Linked DNA regions of Mus musculus: region 2 is linked to region 1. Evidence: chromatin loops called from intact Hi-C (ENCODE). Cell type or tissue: left cerebral cortex. All regions are shown on one strand. Links, peaks and the distances in the headings refer to the core of each region. The heading gives the core; the rest is flanking DNA.

Evidence for each region. Peaks named below come from ENCODE experiments on the same cell type or tissue, not always from the same donor. Only the 100,000 strongest peaks of a DNase experiment are listed, where the experiment ranks them.
Region 2: it touches region 1 in a loop (4-fold over the local background); 5 of 42 quality-filtered maps call a loop at or near these places.

Annotation. Positions count from the first base shown.
Region 1 is chr13:23,755,201-23,763,067 of GRCm38, reverse strand. It overlaps H4c2 (H4 clustered histone 2), which reads right to left and starts at 6,131. Exons shown (of 1, transcript NM_178193.2): 1 at 5,682-6,131. The coding sequence starts at 6,047. The coding sequence ends at 5,736. H4c1 (H4 clustered histone 1) reads left to right here and starts at 1,819. Exons shown (of 1, transcript NM_178192.2): 1 at 1,819-2,273. The coding sequence starts at 1,911. The coding sequence ends at 2,222. It overlaps H3c1 (H3 clustered histone 1), which reads left to right and starts at 682. Exons shown (of 1, transcript NM_013550.5): 1 at 682-1,183. The coding sequence starts at 715. The coding sequence ends at 1,125. In left cerebral cortex, for the core only: a CTCF peak has its summit at 2,823; DNase peaks (open chromatin) are centred at 1,015 and 1,704; H3K4me3 peaks cover 2,129 bases; H3K27ac peaks cover 2,548 bases.
Region 2 is chr13:23,577,030-23,584,896 of GRCm38, reverse strand. It overlaps H4c4 (H4 clustered histone 4), which reads right to left and starts at 3,329. Exons shown (of 1, transcript NM_175654.3): 1 at 2,928-3,329. The coding sequence starts at 3,295. The coding sequence ends at 2,984. It overlaps H2bc6 (H2B clustered histone 6), which reads left to right. Exons shown (of 2, transcript NM_001177653.1): 2 at 1-1,227. In left cerebral cortex, for the core only: no CTCF peak of the experiment used is centred there; a DNase peak (open chromatin) is centred at 3,368; H3K4me3 peaks cover 1,132 bases; H3K27ac peaks cover 1,435 bases.

The DNA.
Region 1 (7,867 bases), core at 901-5,900:
AGAATTTAAAAGTGCAATCCTAACATGGTATGACGATTTCTATAGTTTATAGTTAAAAAATTGTTTTCGAACGTATCAGTGATATCTGGCCAAAAATGCGTGAAAGTATTTTGAAAATTCAAGCTCCAAATGCAAGAACTCAAAGCATCCATACAAGTACAGCCATTTAATGAAGAAATGCTCAGAATAACCCGAGTCAGACGTCTGTACTTTTACTCCCATGTTTCTCTCCATTTCTTTACAGTGTGGGTTGCAACAAAATGGAGACTTTCCACGCAAATGAAGAGTTCTAAATCTGCTGTTTTAGTGGCTATTTACGAAAGGCAGTAAACCAATCAAAAGGTAGAATCTGGCCTACTCTCCTTCAATGTAGAAGTCACATTGTTACATTTCAATAATGAAGATAACAAGATTGTTCTCTATTCTTCAATGCCACTAAGTCCAAGCTGCAATGTGTTTGGAAGCAGATGTGCTGTAGAAGATAACAGTCACTGGAATTTTATTCCATTTACTTTAAAACACACACATACAAAAATAAGTACCGCGGCAGACTACCTTAGCCTCAACTGCAGTTCTTAAACATAAACCAATCAGAGTCTTAAACGTCACAGATAACCAGTATTTTCATCCAATCACTATCCTTTGCATACTATAAATAGTAGTTCTGAACTCACCATCTCCAAGTGCTCACCAGCTTGCTTTCTAGTTTTTGCTATGGCTCGTACTAAGCAGACCGCTCGCAAGTCCACCGGCGGCAAGGCCCCGCGCAAGCAGCTAGCCACCAAAGCCGCCCGCAAGAGCGCCCCGGCCACCGGCGGCGTGAAGAAGCCTCACCGCTACCGTCCCGGCACCGTGGCGCTGCGCGAGATCCGGCGCTACCAGAAGTCGACCGAGCTGCTGATCCGCAAGCTGCCGTTCCAGCGCCTGGTGCGCGAGATCGCGCAGGACTTCAAGACCGACCTGCGCTTCCAGAGCTCGGCCGTCATGGCTCTGCAGGAGGCCTGTGAGGCCTACCTTGTGGGTCTGTTTGAGGACACCAACCTGTGCGCCATCCACGCCAAGCGTGTCACCATCATGCCCAAGGACATCCAACTGGCCCGCCGCATCCGCGGGGAGAGGGCGTAATTGTACAGTTCCGTACAGTTCTACGGAATTAACCAAAGGCTCTTTTCAGAGCCACACACGATTTCAAGTAAAATGGCTGTAATTTACTCCATCCTTAAACGAACCTATATATTCCCTAGTGTCTATAACGGTGGATATTCCCCAAAACTTGAGTTTATAACAGCCCAAAGTTGATATCAAGTACAAAATAGGTCAACTGATTGTCTGGTTTTACCCGTGGAATATGCGTAAAGTGTACAGGTCGGATCTCTGACGTGACCTACTCGCAGGCTTTCGGTCCTTATAGGGCTCCGATCCAGAGAGGGGTCTGTGATGTCACTTTTCCCGCCGTCCGGCTTTCGGGGCGGGGCTGATGGGCGAGATATGTGACATCACTTTCCCGCCGGCGCGCTTTCTGGTCGTGACTGAGGGGCGGAATTTGTGAAGTCACTTTCCCGCCGGCGGGCTTTTGCGTCTTTCCCGGCATGGCTGAGAGGAGGGATCAGTGATGTCGCTTTCCCGCCGGCGCGCTTTCGGGTCTTGGCTGAGGGGCGGGGTTTGTGATGTCATTTTCCCGCCGGCGCGCTTTCGGGGCATGGTTGATGGGAGGGATTTGTGACGTCACTTTCCCGCCCGGGCGCTTTCGGTTCTTTCCCGCCAGGTCTTATTGGCGGGGTTTATGACGTCACCGTCCGGCGGGCGGGTTTTCGTTTGTGTGATTCTGTTGGGGGTGGGAGATCAAGGCCAAGCAGCTATATAAAGGACCGACTCTCAGCTCTGACTCCATTTTCCATTCTTCCTAAGACATGTCGGGTCGCGGCAAGGGAGGAAAAGGCCTGGGCAAAGGCGGCGCTAAGCGCCACCGTAAGGTTCTCCGCGATAACATCCAGGGCATCACCAAGCCCGCCATCCGCCGCCTGGCCCGGCGCGGGGGAGTGAAGCGCATCTCCGGCCTCATCTACGAGGAGACCCGCGGTGTGCTGAAGGTGTTCCTGGAGAACGTGATCCGCGACGCCGTCACCTACACGGAGCACGCCAAGCGCAAGACCGTCACCGCCATGGACGTGGTCTACGCGCTCAAGCGCCAGGGCCGCACCCTCTACGGATTCGGCGGCTAAGACTTTTTTAATTTGTATTTTCTAACCAAAGGCCCTTCTCAGGGCCGCCCACATTCCCTGAAAAAGCGCTGTAATACTGAACCACCTAACAGCTTGGGCATCTCAGAATATAGAGAAATTGAGTAAATAAACCTTGAGTGCCTTTGGAGAATTGTAAGGTCAAGTTTGCACCATTTTCTTGGAAAAGAAATACTGCCTTATTAAGTGTGCGCAGCTAAACTCTGTTCCTTGAGGAAAGCCTGAGTGAGGGATAGGAAAGCAGTTAAGCATGGTTCTCATCTAACCACATTAAAAACGTCTGTAAGTCCGGGCGGGGTTCAAGTAAAGTCCATGTAAGGCAGAACTAAACATTCCTCATAATTCTCAACCATTTGCCCTGAGATGTGGCCTTTTTGCCAACAATGCAATGGCAAAAATTGTTTTTTGTTTTGTTTTGTTTCTCTTTCTCAGAACAGGCAGAGTCCCAGCGGATTCATGTCTTAACATGGTGATTACACAACTAAGATAAATGGCATTGTATTTGAGAACTCTAATGCCGTGTAAGTATAGTAGCTTCCATTTCATGACCCCCTTTACAGCTTCACCCCGTGGCCAAGGTTGGTAAAGGCAGGGGTGTTCTTGGAATAGCTTCCTGTAGTCTGATTTTTGTTAATGTGATTGGCCAGTGTAGGCAGATTGAGGAAAGCTGCTACAATTTTGGGGTGAAGCAGTGACAGTTTGAGAGCACAGGTGAAGGGGATGTGAGCTCACTTTGTGACTGAAAATAGGAAAATAACTTTTCCTGCAATGAATGGCCTAGACAACTTGATCCTTCACCCAAGTTCTAGCATTACTGTTTACCACCACACCCAGCTTGCTGGCACTTTTTTGCCTTCCTCCTCCATCTTCATCTTCTTGTGGTTTTGTTGTCTATGTATTTTTTCTTTCGATTGTCTTTATTTTAGTCATCATTTAAAAAGGAGAGTTTTGAACCTCATCCTGTCGCTATTAGCTAGGTCTAAGTATCTCTCCTTGATTTGGGAATTCCTGTTTTCCAACCGTGAATTTCTGGTAGAAAAATGAACTATTCAGCATAGCTTCATCTTAAACTAATGCATATAATTCATGGATAATACATCCTGGAAAGTTTCAGGAGGAGAGCAGACAGAAGAACAAGAAAATGTGATCTCTCTTGATGGTGATTGATCATTTTATCCCTCCTCTAAATTCCTTTGGGAGGTATTTCTTTGCTATTAGGTAATGTGCCAGCCGCTCCCTGAGGCCAGCAGAAAACAATGGATTCTCATGAGCAGTAAATGTCATGTAGATGCAGATCTTGGATCGCAGTAATCACGTGGGCCTTTAAGGTGGCTTGGCCTTTTTCCAAAATATTCCTAACATATATATCTCCTTGGTGGACCTCTACTGTGGATAGGAACCTCTCACTTTTCCTTACATTACCAATTGTCATTCCTAATTGAGGAATTAATTATGGCAGCACCATAGTGTGGCTTTTGCCTGGGGATGTGCATAAAATGATTCATGATGTATATTCACTTTAAAAACCCTTCATATAGGTCATGAATTTAAGATGAGACTGGGCTACATAGTAAGTTCCAGGCTAACATGATTTATATACCAAGACAAAAGAACTCAGTGACATGATTTATCTGATAAAGTTGCTGCCAAGCTTGAAGACCTGAATTTAAGCTCTTGGAGCTAGAAGGAGAGACTCAATTTTCCTAAGTTATCCTCTGATACCCACACGTATGCTTTCGTATGTGTACACTAACACACACACAAGATCACAAAATAATTTTTTAAATGTAAAATTTAAAAGATAAAAGAAGAGTGAACAGATGGTTCGGTGGTTAAGAGCACTGGCTGCTCTTCCAGAGGACCTACATTTGATTCCTAGCACCCGCACCCGCACCCGCACCCACATGGTGTCTCAAAATCTCTTGTAACTGCAGTCCCAGGAGTCCCAGTTCCCACTGCTGGTCTCTGAGTACCAATCATAAAAGAGGCACAGAAATACATGTAGGCAAACCATCTAAAACAATAATATTAAAAAAAGTCAAGTATAACTAGTAAAATGTCATGGAACACTCCCAAAGCAAACTACAGTACTTGGAAGAATCTGAATTTGTGTTCCTAGGCCATGAGCATTCATATTTAGCTCTCAAGTAAAACATCTCTTAATTCTATTTGAAATGAGAACTGTGTTTTTTAAGGCAGCACTATTTATTGTGACTAGTATGGTAACTCAGAATTACTTGAGCAAAATTCTAATTCTGCTGGGATGTTGAGTGGCAAGAAGCAGACACTGTTATAGATTTTGACACTGCAGCAAGATGGTTGGTTCTAGCATCTCAAGCAGGCCATGGAGTTATATTTGAACATAAACTATTTTACAGTACCTATGCGTTATAGCAGGAAGAAAAGTGTTTTAACAAAGAGGCTACAGAAAAGAGAGTTAATCACAAATGCCTGAATAGTTCTACCCTGTGCTATTAACAACAATTGTGTATTTTTTTTAGTGTTCCATTGTTAACAAGATGCAGTTCTAGGGCTGATGAAAGGGTCCAAGAACTAAGAGTATATAACACATACTGGCATATACTATCATTTCTGAGTCTCTGAATGGCACAGAACATATGCTGACTTCTGCATCCATTTCTGGAGTACTGGGATGACAGCTGTTGGTCAGTGTGTAGTGTGTTGGCTAAAACTTCGTTTTGGATGTAAATCAGTTTGTTTCTTCACGCTACAAATGTTACACTACATTGTGTTTTATGCCATTAATCTCATTTAGTTTCACTATTTAGTCGACTGTCAAAATTCATGGGAACAGAATTAAAGACCCATACCACTATATGAAAATGTTGAAGCCCTGTACATGGTGTCAGTGGTATATACAAAATAACCTGTATTACACATCCTTACATTTTATATTATCCTGGCATTACCTGTAGTAATTAATACGATGTAGATTTTATGTCAATATTTGTTTTAATGAACTGTTTGAAAGGGCTGGTCAAGAAAACATCATGTGTATCAAAGCTTCACTCTTTACTCAATTGTTTTTACCTCCAGGACCCGATGAGCCTGTTTCTTTAGTAAATTCTCATCTGGATGGTTACCTTTGTTCACCTACCCAAGGTTATTTTCAGGCGGTGGTAATGAGTCGTTGAACCTAGAGGTTCTAACACCTTTCCCCAAAATTCCAGGTTTTCAAGACTGTTTAACCGTCCTTGAACCAATCCTGAGAAAAGAGCCTTGAAGTGTCCTACTTTTAACAATTTGTACAAGGTGAGGCTGTACTTTGTGCACAAATTCAGCCTGGAGGGGTGGGGGTGGGGAATCTCAACTATGCTGACTATCCACAGCCTGAGTTAAAGCTGAAGCTATTAGTGAGGGCCGCTGCCAGTGTGGGGGAAGGGTGAGGGAGCAAAATGCACAGCTTTTTAAGGAATTCAGTGAGTGGTCCTGAAAAGGACCTTTTGTAACAGTTAAGAAAATCGCTTTAGTCCCTTAACCCCCGAATCCGTAGAGGGTGCGGCCCTGGCGCTTGAGCGCGTAGACCACGTCCATGGCGGTGACGGTCTTGCGCTTGGCGTGCTCCGTGTAGGTGACGGCGTCGCGGATCACGTTCTCCAGGAACACCTTCAGCACACCGCGGGTCTCCTCGTAGATGAGGCCGGAGATGCGCTTCACTCCCCCGCGCCGGGCCAGGCGGCGGATGGCGGGCTTGGTGATGCCCTGGATGTTGTCGCGCAGCACTTTGCGATGGCGCTTAGCGCCACCTTTGCCCAGGCCTTTTCCTCCCTTGCCGCGACCAGACATAGTTAAATTCTTACAAGCTTTCAGTAGGAAGCTGGTGAACTAAGAATTCGCTGTGTTATTATAGGCTCTTATCGGACCTGGTTGAGAACTTCAAGTGGGCGGGGACCAAAGGCTTCTTTTGCTCAGCCCATTTCAGGGCGGTGACTCTGGAGTACTGTATAGGGCACATGCAGACATGGAGTCTCTCAGGTTTCCCCAGATTTGAGTATACTGCTTTTATTATATGTTATATTGTTCTATAAGGATTTTAGCAAGGAGTTACATTTTTATGGACCAGTACCTGGAGGATTAAAACAAATACCCCTGTAAAGTATTTAGGTTTAAAACATCTTTTTAAAAAATTCAACAGGTGCCAAAAGACCATGTGATTATTGTTTCTTAAAACCTAAAAATTCAAATGTGAAAGATACTTTTAAAAATAAATTACAAGAGAATTTTTTTAATAGAAATTGAAATAGAATCGGTATAAGTAGAATTTATTAAAATTCTACTTGTCAACATAGGTCAAGCCCCTTTGCCTAGTCATATAGATGCACTTGGCTATTCCCTGTCTGGAATCCATTCATTGCTGGTTTGGATTGCTATATTTTTTATTAGAGCGGGAAAACTGCATGATGCTTGTATTCTATTTTGCCACCCCTACACAGTGTATGCTCTCGTTCAAAGTAATGAATTCAGAGATATTGGAACTGGTCATTTTCCTGTTCCCCCTTTATACTTATAAAACTTGTCTGATAATGGTGCCCACAGTTTGTTTGCTTGGGTACTACATTAGAAGAGATTGTTTCAAAGAAGTACTACATAAATATTTTTACCTGTTACTATTTGTGCTGGATAGTTTTATTCCAACTTGACACAAACTAGAGCCATCATACAGGAGGAACCTCATTTGAAAAAATTCCTCCATAAAATGAATCTGTAGACAAATCAGTAGAGGATTTCTTAATTAGTGCCTTATGAGGGAAGGGTCCTGCACATTGTAGGTGGTGCGGTTCCTGGGCTGGTGGGCCTGTGTTCTACAGGAAAACAGGCTGGGGGGAGGGTCAACATAGAGCAAGTCTGTAAGCAGCACCTTTCCATGGCCTTTGCAACCAGCTCCTGCCTCCAGGTTCCTTCCCTGATTGATTTCCTATTCCTCACCTCCTTCAGTGATGAACAGTGATGCAGAACTGTAAGCCTAATAAACCCTTTCCTGCCTGAGTTGCTTTTGATAGTAGTGTTTTATCACAGCAATAGAAACCCCAAATAAACACTATTTTAATACTCTTCCTAGAAGTATTTCCTTATCAGGTTATTATTTCCAACACACTATCAGTATCACCAAATGTGTATAAGGATTACATTTTATTACAGCATGTAATGAAGTATAGTGACAGATCTTGTTTTGTATTTCATGGGTGAAGATTTAAGAACTGTTGGTCCATTTCCCAAGGTGAATTAACAATCACAATGCAGCCATGCTACAGCTCAGTTTATGAATTTCCATTCACTTATTTTGCATATGTTTAATTTTACTAAGACACTCTGAATACTCGGAAGTTGCCTCTCCCAGTCAACACTGTAAGGCCCACTGCTAACTTCTGTCTTTCTGTGCTCTTTTTCTTTCCATTTTCTATTTCTAGTCCATCTTCTCCTTCTTCCTCCTCCTCCTCCCCCCACTTCTTTTCCTCCTCCTCCCACTTCTCTTCCCCTTCTTCCTTTTTCCCTGAAAGATCCTTGCTATGTAACCCTAGATGGAAGTTGCAATTCTCTGGCCTCAGTCTCCTCAGCTAAGTAGCAGGTTTGTGCCACTGTGTATGATTTTTATTGTTAAAACTTGT
Region 2 (7,867 bases), core at 1,249-6,248, 180 kb after region 1:
TTTAAAAAAACGTTTGCTTTGTTTACTTTTTAATTACAGGAAAAGATGAAGTGGTTTGTAAAGCCTGCAAACATTTAATTTCCTTCCCTTTCCTGAACTGCTGGGTAGTTTTTTTAACACCAAGAAAATTCCCAAAACCCTCTCCTGACTCGTTTTTGTAAAGAGACCTGGAAAAAAAAAAATCAGTTCCTAGAATTTAGCCACATCACTTTCTTTGCAATTAAGGCTGTGGAATGTTAGATGTGGCTCTGGGCACTCCCATCTCTTTAATCTGCCAGGCTCTGGAGTTTACAGCTTCTGAGTTTGAGCTCTTGGTCCAGCAGGGAGGGACCCTGACTCAATCTTGTGAGAGAGAAAAAGTAGGAAGTAGAAGTATCAGGAAGTGCTGGGTGTTGGAAGTATCACAGGTATTGGGGATGGAACTAAAGGCCCAGTTCCAGAGCTAGTCTTGCCTCCATCCAGCCTCTACCATGGCTCCCTTCTGAAGCTGGGTAAAGTGCCTTTATGCAACATCCTTCCTAAGCTTTCAAAATAAATACAAAGAAACTATCCACTTTAAAGTAACAAAATTGCAACTGTACTCCAAGAGGCTACTCACTGTGTAAAGTGTTTTGCCACCAAAAATGAACACCTGAGTATGTCCCCTAGCACCTACAAAATAGGTCCTCTGACCTACAGACATCCCAGAGCAAATAGAACACACACACACAATGTGGGTTTTTTTTAACGGTTTTTTTTTTTTTAATTACAAGTCAACTTTACTCACAGTTACTTTAGAAACAATACTGAAACTTCCTTGTGAAGAGTTAAACCTTCATGGTAATATTTTGTTTCCCTTTGTTTTGTTTAGCTGTTTTCTTTGTAACAAGATTTCAGTCTGTAGCCCTGGCTACCCTGTAATTCAACTATGAAACCCAAACTAAAACTCTCTGCTTCACCCTTCTAAATATGCAATTATAGGTGTAGATCTCTACAACTTGTAGTGTTCCTCCTTTCTTGTTTGTGATTTGTTGGTTTGTTTGTTTCTTGGGACAAAGTATGAAACTCACTAAACCAAGCTGGCCTCATAGACTTCAGCCTGACTGTCTGCTGTGCACTGGCATGTGTACCTCCAAGCCTGCTGCTGTACTGTTCATTATTAAAGCATTCCTGATTGAACCTGCTGTGCACTGAAATGTGTACTCCCATGCCTGCTGTTGTGTTCCTTATTAAAGCATTCCTGATTGAGTGTGCTCAGAGCCTTTCAGCCATCCCCACTGATCTTCAAACCAGAATTGCAGTACAGTAGTACTCACTACCTCTCCATAAAGCCCAACCTCATGCCAGGCAGTGGTGGCACACACCTTTAATCTCAGCACTTAGCAGGCAGAGGCAGACAGATTTCTGAGTTCCAGGACAGCCTGCCAGGACAGCCAGGGCTACAAAGAGAAACCCTGTCTGAAAAACAAAACAAAACAAAAAGCCCACCCTCATACAGTTCCTCTCTGGTTATTGTTTTGTTTTTCAATCTTTTCCCACTGGTTGAAATTCCCCATGACACCTCCAGTTTCTGTTGTGTGCAAATTTTCTCTACCTAAGCTTCCTATTGAGGCTTGGCCAGCCTACAGAGAAGATTCTACTTTAAAATAGATAGAAAAACAAAAGAAAAGTGGATGTGAGTATTGACTGTTGAGCTTGTTGAAGGACATATCGATTGGTAAGTTACTTCTCCTCCAGCTAAATAAGCTGATTCAAGCCAGATTGGATTATATTAAAGGCAGGTTTATTGGGAAGCTGCTCTCAGAAGAATTCACTGGCCCCAAGGCCAGGGAAGTCACCATGGGCAGAGGTTGGAGGAAAGAAAGAGAGAAGGGGTATACACCAGGAGAGAAGAGAAGGGGAAATGTGGGAGGAAAGAAAAAGCAGAAAGACCAAAATGTCTGAATTACATAAGGAAGAGCCTCTGGGGGAAGGGCAGCCCATCCCCTGGGCTAGAAATTTCAGGGTTGGGGGCAGGGTGTGCCAGATAGGGACTGTGGGAAGCTGGGAGAACCTGGAGACCAGGTCCGCTTTGATATGTAAAATATGTTAACTTGTCCCAGGGTCTGAAGCTAAATACTGAAGATATTTACCCAAGTTTTTATTGACTACAAGGTCTGGGTCTTTTTTTTTTTTTTTTTTAATTCTTGGAGGGAAGGGCTGGAGGGACAGCTAAAGCATGTGCTCCGTGTGCCTGGTGGCCTGAGTTTAGTCCCTAAAGTGTATATAAAGGTAAGAAATATATAAACACAAATAAAAAAAATTTTTTAAGTTCTTAGCAGACACTGATGTTTCTTCTCTGGTGACTCTTTGGGAACAACTGATAATGCTGACGAAAGTTAATGAAGTCCTGGACCATATGAAGTTTTCCTTGAGGAATAGATAGAAGATTTACACGTCAATCTCTGGTGCTTATTTTACAGATTAGGAAGTTAGAGAAAGCTGGGTGTGGTGGACCACGATTTTAATCCCAGTACGTGGGAGGCAGAGGTAGGAAGATATCTGTGAGCCTGGTGTATAGAGTAAGTTCCAGGCCAGGGCTATTACACAGAATACATGGAAAGAATGAAAGGAGGGAGGGGAAGAAATTGTAGAAAGCTCCAGGTTAGAAAACTTGAACATAATTCAGTGTTCCTAGGTTTCCAAGGCCTGGATTGATTAGAGGGTTTGGTTTTGAGACAGGATAGCATCTATACCTTAAGGGACTTGGAAAAAAGGATCTTGACTGACCCTCAGCCCTCTCCTGAGAATGTCAGCATTAAAGAATGAGACAACAGGCCTGCTTTTAGGCTATCAATACTGAAGATAGACAGGTGGACCTGCCTAAACAGATACTATGTATCGAGCCAGTCCCAGCACCCACCCCATTCCAGAAAACCACCTAAGAGCAGCTCCTTTAAGTGAGAAGGTAGTGGCCCTGAAAAGGGCCTTTGGTTTTTGGGTGAAGAAAAATAAATGAGTACGTTTAGCCGCCGAATCCGTAGAGGGTGCGACCCTGGCGCTTGAGCGCGTAGACAACGTCCATGGCGGTGACGGTCTTGCGCTTGGCGTGCTCCGTGTAGGTGACGGCGTCGCGGATCACGTTCTCCAGGAACACCTTCAGCACACCACGGGTCTCCTCGTAGATGAGGCCGGAGATGCGCTTCACTCCTCCGCGCCGGGCCAGGCGGCGGATGGCGGGCTTGGTGATGCCCTGGATGTTGTCGCGCAGAACTTTGCGGTGGCGCTTAGCACCACCCTTACCAAGACCCTTGCCGCCTTTCCCGCGTCCAGACATGTTAGCAAACTAGGAAGGAAGCTCACTAGCCAGTGACTGTAACAAGCGGCCTTCCTGGCTTTTATAATACCAATGCGGACCTGTTTGAAAACCTGAAGGGAAGGGGGCGTGAACCATGGTCAATTCCCGCCCTTCTGGCGTTTATCCTATGAAAAGGCTGAGGAGACAAGGCGGGTCCTAAGACAAGAGCAGAGCCAGCAGTTGAAAATTCAACACATTGCCCTCAAGAGTGACAATTTATGTATTGTGAAAAAAGAAATTTGTCTTTTATCAGACCAAATAGAAAGTAATGTTATTAGTCTCGTGAACCTATAAATCGGGACACCCCCCGTATTATTTCAGATATTTACATTACAATTCATAACAGTATCAAAATTACAGTTAAGCAGCAGTGAAATAACTTTATGGGTGAGGGTAACCACAACATGAGGTGCTGTAGTAAAGGGTCCCAGCATCAGGAAGGTTTAGGACCACTGAATCCAAGGTTTTAAGTACAATTTTAAGAACACTTACTATTTCCTGTTCTGAGACTTTTTATTGACTTAGGTACGTATGCCTAAGAATCTGAACTTTTTTTTTTTAGCATTCAGGCTGACCAGGGGGAAGTAAAACCTCAAAATGTTACAGGACTGTAGCGCTGAAAGATTAGAAGATGTAAAGGATATGCATCCCAAAGGTGTGGGCCTTCTGCTTGAATTACACATAGACATCAGGAGCTCTGGGAACAGGGATGGGGGAAAGGGGCTGCTCTTTATGTTTACTATGCTTTCACTGAATCTCAGGATTTCTTGCATGTATGTTTTTTAGTTAATAAACATTGCACAGAAAATCTATTATCCTTAGCACATCATAGTTATATGTACCTCAAAATATCATGCATGCACCCCCACCTCACACTGACAGTTCTTAGTCAAAGGATTTGGTGGTTTCATGTACTAATGAAGAGTCACACACTAATATCTAACCAAATACTTCCATAAAATGCTAATACAGTAAATACTCATGCTGTATTGTTTTCCACATCTGCATTACTCTTCTAGAAAGGAAAAGAACAGTTTCTTCTGCTCTGTGAATGAGTGGATGACCCAAAGCAATGTTTTAGAATCACTCTTCAAGAAGAGCGCCACAGAATTCAAAGACTCTGAGTTTCTGGAGATTCATAGAGAAACATTAAAACTGCATGTGAATATTTACTGGGTGAAGTGCTTGATGCATATAAAAACCCTGGGTTTGATCTTGGGGACTACAATGGGCTGGTGGCAATGCACTGTTGTAATTCCAGCACTGCATAGGATGGTTGAAGCAGGAAGGTCAGGTATAGATAATTCTCAGGAACATAGTGAGTTTGAGGATAGGCTGAGCTATATAAGCTTTTGTTGGTGGATGGGGATGGGGGAGGAGTGGACTCCATGCTTGTAGAAATGAAATTGTGTTCCTTAAAATGATCTATTAGAGATGTCCAAGAGTTTGGAAATGACTATTTTTGTCTTTCAATTATTCTTACAGGTTTTTTATAGAGAAATAAATAGCAAACATAATTTTAGTCCTCTTAGGGGTAGATGTGAAACCTTACAGAGATTAAATCAAGTCTGTGTCTTTAATAATGGGGATATGTTTTTAAGGTCATGGGCCAATAACCTCTGTGTAAAACTAGATATTCCTCTTAAATCAGCTTTGAAATCTTTCAAACTAGACCCGAGAGCACTGGAGGCACAGTCCTTACTGAACCCTCCTTCCACTCTGCTTTGCAAGGTATGAGGGTGCCATCCTAATTTAATTGTCACATCCATATGCCTTATGAGTATATGGATCTTTTAATGTCTACTCCTATCATTGAAACGTGTTGTTCTTTCTTCTGTATTGGTAAATCTCCCAAACATGAAAGATTATAGGAATTTTCATAATCCTTCATTTTCTCATGAGCAGAATTATCATACCTGACATGAATTATCTACCTAGGTCAATACAAGTAGATTTCCCAAAGATCCCACATTTTTCTGTCCAAGAACAAAAAGTTGAACAGAGATACACAGTTGCATTAAAAGTCAGAATAGTTTTTTAAGGAGTATACATTCAAGGAAGGAAGCCACCCAGAGCAAAAAGTTGACTATCCAAAGAAATGAGGTTTTGTCTCTCATAAATAGCTCCAGGATCATCTGAATAGCAGGGGCTTTCTCACTGTGCCATTACATATTTATTGGTTTACAGTTTCCTACAGTTCAGTCTCACTGGTATTCCCAATCTCCCAAGTGATAAATTTTTGAGGCCATCTTCAGACTTTACAGAATCATTCTCCTCCGAGTGACAAATAACAATCTTTTTTTCCATATGCTAAATTTTCATCCTTGGGGGGGACAGGGTCTTCTCAGCTTCACTCTCCACTCTACCTCCTGTCCCAGTACAATCACAACTGGTGGGAAGCCTAAATAATGACAGATAAACATGAATTTTCTGAAAAACACACCAAATGTGATGGCTTGCATTTGGTGATAAAAACAAGAATGGAAGAGCCATGTTAGAAAAGGGTGGCACCATTACTGTTTTCCATACAAAAAAAGGAAAATCCAGTAAGGTCCAAATATGACCACAGAAAATGGAGTAGCAAAGCCTTTCTGACAACGGGAAGAGTACATTGGTCTATGGAATCCCAGCTACTCTCTGGAGATGACTGTTAAATGCATTTCTTGTTTTCTTTGAGAGAGAGAGAGAGAGAAAGGAGGGAGGGAGGGAGGGAGGGAGGAAGGAAGGAAGGGAGGGAGGAAAGAAAAAAAGAAAGAAAGAAAGAAAGAAAGAAAGAGAGAGAGAGAAAGAAAGAAAGAAAGAAAGAAAGAAAGAAAGAAAAAAAAAGAGAGAGAGGAGGGAGGGACTGAGGGAAGAAAACAGAGAAGAGAAGAGAGGAGAGGAGAGGAGAGGAGAGGAGAGGAGAGGAGAGGAGAGAAGAGGAGAGGGAGGGAGGAAGGAAGGAAGGAAGGAAGGAAGGAAGGGAGGGAGGAAAGAAAAAAAGAAAGAAAGAAAGAAAGAAAGAAAGAGAGAGAGAGAGAGAGAAAGAAAGAAAGAAAGAAAGAAAGAAAGAAAGAAAGAAAGAAAGAAAGAAAAAGAGAGAGAGGAGGGAGGGACTGAGGGAAGAAAACAGAGAAGAGAAGAGAGGAGAGGAGAAGAGAGGAGAGGAGAGGAGAGGAGAGGAGAGGAGAGGAGAGAAGAGGAGAGGGAGGGAGAAAGGAAGGAAGGAAGGAAGGAAAGATTTTGAATGTAGAAAATATTCAACTTAAAAAAAAAAAAAAAAAGAAGAAAAGAAAGATTTTGAACTTGGGAAATCCGAAAGTAAAGCCAACCTCCAAATAGTCAACCAAAATCCGTTAAAATAATTAGTCTGATCCAATAGAATTTTCTGATCAGAAAGTGATGGGTATCCGTTACTGAGATGCCTGTGGTAAATTATCAAAAAAGCACACTTGTTAAAATACAAAGCAGACCTTTGTTTCTTAAAGTAAATCTCAATGGAAAACCAAGTAGTTGCTTAGAGTCTACAAACTGTAGAATGTGTGATTTACTAGAGAGCTCACAATTTAAAACATAAGCAGACATCCAGGCATGTTGGTGCACACTTTTGATCACACTGAGGAGACAGAGGAAGAAGGATCTCTGTGAGTTTGAGGCCAGCCTGGTATACAAAGCAAGTTCAGCACAGCCTGGACTATTACACAAGGAAACCCTGTGTCAGAAAAAACAAAGCACAAAACAAAACAAAACAGATTGATAGATAGATAGAATAAGATACATATGCATGTATGTATAATATATACATATATATGGATAGAATTTTTTTAGACATTATGTTGCCTCTCAACTCTCCGAAAGACTCAAAGTCTTTGATGAAGGCTATATTAGTTTGTATTGTATTTTACAATGACCAATATAAATTTGTGGAAGAAAGGGTTTATTTGACCAACATTTCCCCATCATAATCCCTCATTGAGAGAAGTCATGGCAGAAATTCAAGACAGGAATTTGGAGACAGAACTAGAATCAGAGATCGTGGAGGAAAGCTGCTAATAGTTTGTTCAGGGTAAACACAGGGCCATGTGCCAGAGAGAAGCACCTCTCATGAACTGTGCTGTTACACGCCAGTCATCAAGACAATGTCTTACAGACTGGCCTACAATGTATTCTGATAAAAGTATTTCTTTAGATGAGCTTCCTTCCCCTCAAGTGACCTTAGTGTGAGTCAAGTGTGGACAAAATATATCCAGCACAATGTTTTGGGGCTCTTTGATTAAACACTGGAGCAAGACATATGAAACTCCTGAAGCTGTGGCAATCCAGAGTAAAAATTAACATTGTCCTTCCTCAGGATTTTCATTCCTCCTTTGCATATTTATTTTTATTTGTGCATAGTCATGTCTGTGTTTGGTAGATATATACACAAGATTTGCAGGTCTCATGGGAGACCAGAGGCACAGGATCCCCCAGGAAATATAAGCAACTACTATGGCTCCCGGGGCACGGAAACACACAAGAGTTCCCTGCAAGAGAAGAAAGTGCTCTTAGAAAGTGACTTTTCTATCCTTTTCT